Linked DNA regions of Homo sapiens: region 2 is linked to region 1. The links are chromatin loops, found by intact Hi-C in ENCODE. Cell type or tissue: CD14-positive monocyte. All regions are shown on one strand. Links, peaks and the distances in the headings refer to the core of each region. The heading gives the core; the rest is flanking DNA.

The links. Peaks named below come from ENCODE experiments on the same cell type or tissue, not always from the same donor. Only the 100,000 strongest peaks of a DNase experiment are listed, where the experiment ranks them.
Region 2: a loop joins it to region 1, with 3 times the contacts of the local background. A loop is called at or near these places in 2 of 110 quality-filtered maps.

Annotation. Positions count from the first base shown.
Region 1 is chr11:68,582,920-68,585,830 of GRCh38, reverse strand. PPP6R3 (protein phosphatase 6 regulatory subunit 3) reads right to left here. Exons shown (of 24, transcript NM_001164161.2): 15 at 2,702-2,788. Among named protein-coding and RNA genes, the nearest start is that of GAL, 100 kb to the left of the region's middle. RefSeq lists an enhancer at 1,549-2,049. In CD14-positive monocyte, for the core only: a CTCF peak has its summit at 1,629 (motif pointing left); no DNase peak of the experiment used is centred there; H3K27ac peaks cover 1,250 bases.
Region 2 is chr11:68,796,959-68,799,824 of GRCh38, reverse strand. CPT1A (carnitine palmitoyltransferase 1A) reads left to right here. Exons shown (of 19, transcript NM_001876.4): 6 at 470-607. Among named protein-coding and RNA genes, the nearest start is that of CPT1A, 44 kb to the left of the region's middle. RefSeq lists an enhancer at 913-1,412. In CD14-positive monocyte, for the core only: CTCF peaks have their summits at 1,222 and 1,428 (motif pointing right); no DNase peak of the experiment used is centred there.

The sequences.
Region 1 (2,911 bases), core at 257-2,756:
ACAGAATACATATACAGATATATATTTATCTATTCATCCATCTGGAGAGATACATAGCAACTGACACAGACACTAGTAACTTCCATGCAATAATGCACAGAAAAAAGGAAAATGATCAGATGTAATCCTCATTAGTTCTAAGTCAATTACAGCTTCTAGCAAAGAACTTCACATTTCAAATCTCATTTTTACTAATAAAGCTACCAAAACTTACAAATATATGTAAGTGAAGACTGTTATTGTATCCTATTTAAAGGTATATAAAAAGTGCTTTGAACTCTGAGAAACCTATATCTGGAAAGCACAATATAGCTGTATAATTATTTTTAAAAAGCACACTTTCCTAGTACTGTCATCCTGGCCAAAGTCAGAAACTGTTCAAGTCACTGAGAAGTGAGCCAACCACTTTAAGCAAATCTCTTAACAGTAATGCCACCCAGGCAACAGAAACTACTGGTCAACTAAATGTGGCCTAATTGCCTACCAGCAAGCCCGTATGTGATGTGAGGTAGTGGGAAATGATGAGTCAGTGTTTCAGAGCCCATATGCGGCAGTCAGTCTGAATTCTCCAGACCTCCATGGGGGCCTCACCCTCCAAACTCTATAAGGCAGAATCAGGGAGGTGGGGAGTCAAACACCAGACTTTAGGAGACCAGACAAGGCTAAAGGGAGAAGCAAATGGGCAGGGCACAAACGCCTGGAGGCACTCCCCACTGGTGACGTGGCTGGGTTACCTGGTTAAATTATCTGCCCTGAGCTCTCTACATTCGGGGACTTTATCAACATGATGCCCAACCTCAAACGTGAATGAGAACTTGAAGTTCAAGTCTACAAACTAATATTCTGATCTTAATGGAGGCTATGATGAAACTCTAATAAATTAACCAAGACCTTTTTTGCATTCTCAAAATTTTAAGAAGTGCTTTGGAGTGTATTTATTTTCAAAATGATCCATGATTGGTTTAAACATGCAAAGAAAAATGTACTGGAAGCTTGTCAATCAGAAAAGAGTAATTATTCTTCCACTTTGAAAAGTTCATATGAAGTGGGTAAATTCTGCAAGCTAAGAGCTTGGCAAGGGCTGTTGTAAGTTAGTTTTGTGAATGAAATGGCTTCGTACGCACGTGAGCTGTCGGTCAAACAAACAAAATAATGTAAGAAAACTCTCCCCAGAACAGGTATGACCCTGGAACCAGATATCATGAGAAATAAAGGAATCCACTTTCCAAATGCCTAAATTTAACCAAATCTAGACTAAATTGACAGCCGAAGTTCCAAGTTTATCATTATTACTAGTAAGGTGTTCTTTTTCTTAAAGCTGTATTTCAACAGGTACAAAATTACCTTGATAATTTACATTTGATATCATCAAGCTTCATTCTAGGGGTGGACCAATGTACAGCACTCAGGTTCATGGCCAACTGGGTGGACTATTTCAGTACTCTACAGGTGCCTCAGTGGAGGGAGAGCCCATTGTCCAGGTGCTTCCTGGGACAATACCAGAGCGCTCTGGGAAAAGGGCTGCTTGCAGGCACGAGGGCTCACAATGAGCCATGGTGGGCCACCGCCACGGCCCGTGCAGCCTAATAGCAAGCCAAGGCAGGAAGCTGTGAGAGCTGCTCAACAGTGCCCCCTAGGGACTGGCTACTTCCTGACCCTAACCTCCGGAAATCTGCTGTCAAAGGCAGAAGTGTCAAGAATCAACAGAGAAGTCAGCCAAATGCTGAAATGCTACTTCAGACCTATTTGGGAAAGGTAAACTCTAAACTGTCTGAGTATTAAAATCAAACAATTGCTTAGCTCAACCAATACTGGAATATGACAGGTGTAAGACTTACAAGCCAAAAGACAGGGCCAGCATAAGCATGTGAAGCTTCATCTAAGACGAAGCTTAGAGACTAAAAAAAAGAAGCCAAGCAACAACATTCTGTGCTGGGTGGGAAGGTGTCCCCGTTAATTCTATTGCTGCACCAAAGCAACATGTAAGCCAAGGCATTCTGGTCCTGGCTAAGGACAACTTCTCCATATGAAAAGCTGATAGCCTGCAAAAGGGCTTCTGTTTTTCACTCCCATACCTAGTAGAGAAGTGAAATCATTTGTCACTTCTCCAAGAACTAACAATGGATGATAAATCAGTACATTTATTATTCATATCGAGGCTTTCCCCCACAAAGATTATAAGCAGGTGGTAAAGGGAGATGATAAATTCAGGGGCAGGCAGAGAGGGGTTGCAATGAATTACTTCAACTAAAAATTTACTTTAGATGTAACTATAATAGAACTTACATCAGGGGTATTCGTGAGAGTTTACTTTTACTTACATTTTAAACGTCTTATTTCTATTATTTTTACCAGCAGATCTCTACTACACAAATCTTTAAGCAACAACTCAACTATTGTAAAGGTCTGTGTAACAAGCATGTGTGAGATGCCTTCTTAACTATTCAGTTCATTCAAATCTTCTGAAAATGTACTTGACTCATCACTGTTATCAGGGATGGAACAATCCCTTGAAACATAACCAATACAAATCTATCTTTCATTTACCCAGCACTTCCTATTTTAAATGCTTTGGTCTAACTAATAAGTAACCCCAAATCACATTCTAATACATAATCTGACTCTGAAGCTGATTCATAAAAGGCAACTAAACTAAGCATTTAAAATAAAAACAAAAAGCAAAGCTTTAGGCGTGACTCACTTGCTGCAAAGAAGAATCCTGTGAGAAACCCGTTTCTTTAAAGTCAATTTCATCATCACTGGATGAATGAATATGGCAGGTTGTAACCTATATGCATAAAAATGTAAAAGACTATTTAACATAGAAAAGTTTTGGACATTTGTATCAGCATTTTTATGGAAAAATCACATTTAGTTTTTTTCTCAACGTGTAACAGAAAAAAATGAAAGT
Region 2 (2,866 bases), core at 367-2,866, 210 kb before region 1:
AGTTTACCTGTCTAAGGACTGCCAAGACCAACTTGGGGGAAGAGTCTAAACTTTTTCTTTTTTTTTTTTGAGATAGGGTCTCACTCTGTTGCCCAGGCTGGGTTGCAGTGGCATGATCATGGCTCACTGCAGCCGCAACCTTCTGGGCTCAAGCGATCCTCCCAACCTCAGCCCCCCAGGTAGCTGGGACCACAGACATGCACCACCATGTCCAGCTAATTTTTGTCTTGTTTTTTTTTGTAGAGATGGGGTTTCACCATGTTGTTTAGGCTGGTCTTGAACTCCTGAGCTCAAGCAATCCACTGGCCTTGACCTCCCAAAGTGCTGGGATTACAAGCATGAGCCACCATGCCCAGCCTAAAACCTTTTCAATGTGTTAGAACTTTTCCTAAGGCACAAGTGAGGCAAACATAGGCTTTGATTAATATGTTTTAACTTGGGTGATTTTTTTTTCCCCCAATAATCCCAGTATCTACAGTCGGTGAGGCCTCTTATGAAGGAAGAAGACTTCAAACGGATGACAGCACTTGCTCAAGATTTTGCTGTCGGTCTTGGACCAAGATTACAGTGGTATTTGAAGTTAAAATCCTGGTGGGCTACAAATTACGTAAGTCTGTATACACAGTTTTTCTTGATGAAATTTTTCCGTATGAAGACGCTAATTTTGAGGGGCAGGGATAACAGGGCTGAAATGACAGTTTGGATTAGCCAAAATCACACCCTAGGAAGTTCCAGCTATAGTTTTACCTCTGTGCAGAGTGGAGTGTGTGTGTGTTAGGACTGACGTGTAGTTACAGTGACAGTTTCTTGGTTTTTGGATTTTTTTGTAGAGACAGAGTCTCACTATGTTGACCAGGCTGGTCTCAAACTCCTGGGCTCAAGTGATCCTCCCACCTCGGCCTCCCAAAGTGCTGGGATCATAGGCATGAGCCACCACACCCAGCCTACAGTGACAGTTTTACCCTGAGTGCAGGTACACCAGCACGATGCTGTGTTTTGCACGCAGGAGGCTTCTCCCTCTCCCTCTTCCCCGGAGAGTCCTCCCGTGAGCTGTTTCTCCTGCAGCAGTGCCATGCTGCCCCAGAGACCTGCTCCCATCCTCCTCTTTGGTTTATCTTGATTCCAAGGGCATCCTTCCCGAGCTCGCTGGTGGATGCAGGGATGGTGTGGGATAGGGCGGTGCTGATCGCCCCTCCCTGGGGTTGAGTGTGGCTCGGTGGTCCCAGGAGCATCTCCTCCAACGAAGCGTCTTAGCTGGCACCCTGTGTGCGGGGAGCTGGCTGGGCTTCCACGTACTGGGAGGGCAAGAGCAGGCCTCCGGCAGACAAAGCAAGGGAGGGAGTCTAGCTTTGAGGAACAACTAACACGGAAGAGAAGGTGTCCAAAGCGACCCTGACAGAACCAGCAGGTGGCGCTAGACGTGGCATGGTGGGTGGATGGGCAGTGCCTGGAGGGGTCTCTCTAGCCTCAGGGGGCCGGGCATATTCGCTGGCTGCACCGGTGTGCTGGACTGGTAAACGTCAGCTCTCTGCACAGCTCTCCGCACACGAGGCCCTTGCATGGGCACTGTTCTGTAGGTACGTGTGTTTCAGCACAAAGCTGAAAGGAAGCGATCCCTGGGTCCAGCAGGCTGTGAAGGGACAGCAGCTGTGAGGTGGTTGGGGGGCACTGCCTCTGGGTGGCCTCAGGACACATGTGCCAGGGAATAGAGACAACACCTGCGGAACACCAGGTTAGTGCCACGGACTGGGACGGTGGCTTCTTCAGGCAGACCTGGGAAGCAGTCTGTGGAGCAATTTTGCATAACATTGGTTTTTTCTTTGTTTTCTTTTATTTTCTTTAGTTTCTGAGACAAAGTCTCGCTCGTCACCCAGGCTGGAGTGCAGTGGAGCGATCTCGGCTCACTGCAAGCTCTGCCTCCCAGGTTCAAGCAATTCTCCTGCCTCAGCCTCCTGAGTAGCTGGGATTACAGGCACCCGCCACCACACCCGGCTAATTTTTGCATTTTTAGTACAGACGGGGTTTCATCATGTTGGCCAGGCAGGTCCGGAACTCCTAACCTCAAGTGATCAGCCCGCCTCAGTCTCCCAAAGTGCTGGGATGACAGGCGTGAGCCACCGCTCCTGGCCTTTGTTTCTGTTTTCTTTTATTTGAGAAAGGGTCTTGCTCTGTTGCCCAGGTGGGAATGCAGTGGCACGATCATAGCTCACTGTTGCCTGGAACCCCTGGGCTCAAGTAACCCTCCTGTCTTAGCCTCCCAAGTAGCTGAGACTACAGGCGTGAGCCACCACACCTGGCTAATTTCTTAAAATTTTTTGGAGAGATGGAACCTTGCTATGTTGCCCAGGCTGGCTTCAAACTCCTGGCATCAAGCGATCTTCCTGTCTCAACCTCCCAAAGTGCTGAGATTACAGGTGTGAGCCACCATGGCCAGCCCATAGTTTTGGTTTTTAAAACATGTTAGCAGTCAGACATTTATGATTTACTTTCCATTTGGTCTCTTAAACATTTTTAAATTTTTATTTTATTTATTATTTTTATTTTTAATGTAGGGCTAGAGCCTTGCTATGTTGCCTAGCCTGGTCTCGAACTCCTGGTCTCAAGCAATCCTCCCACTTCGGCTTTTTATTTCCCTTTTGAACCATCTACAAAATGAAGGTGATGTACCTTCTTTCTGCCTGTCTCAACTTAAAAAGAACACTTTTCATTTCCCACGGTGTCGCATTCCATCTAGTTAGGACTGCGTTCCCTGTTCTGGAATGGCCCCTGTTAGACGCCGAAATGTCTGCCAAAAGCACTGCCTGCCCTTCCCCGCGGCTCTGGGCTGCTGCCAGGGAGCCTGCCTGGCCCCTGCTGAGCCTGCGGG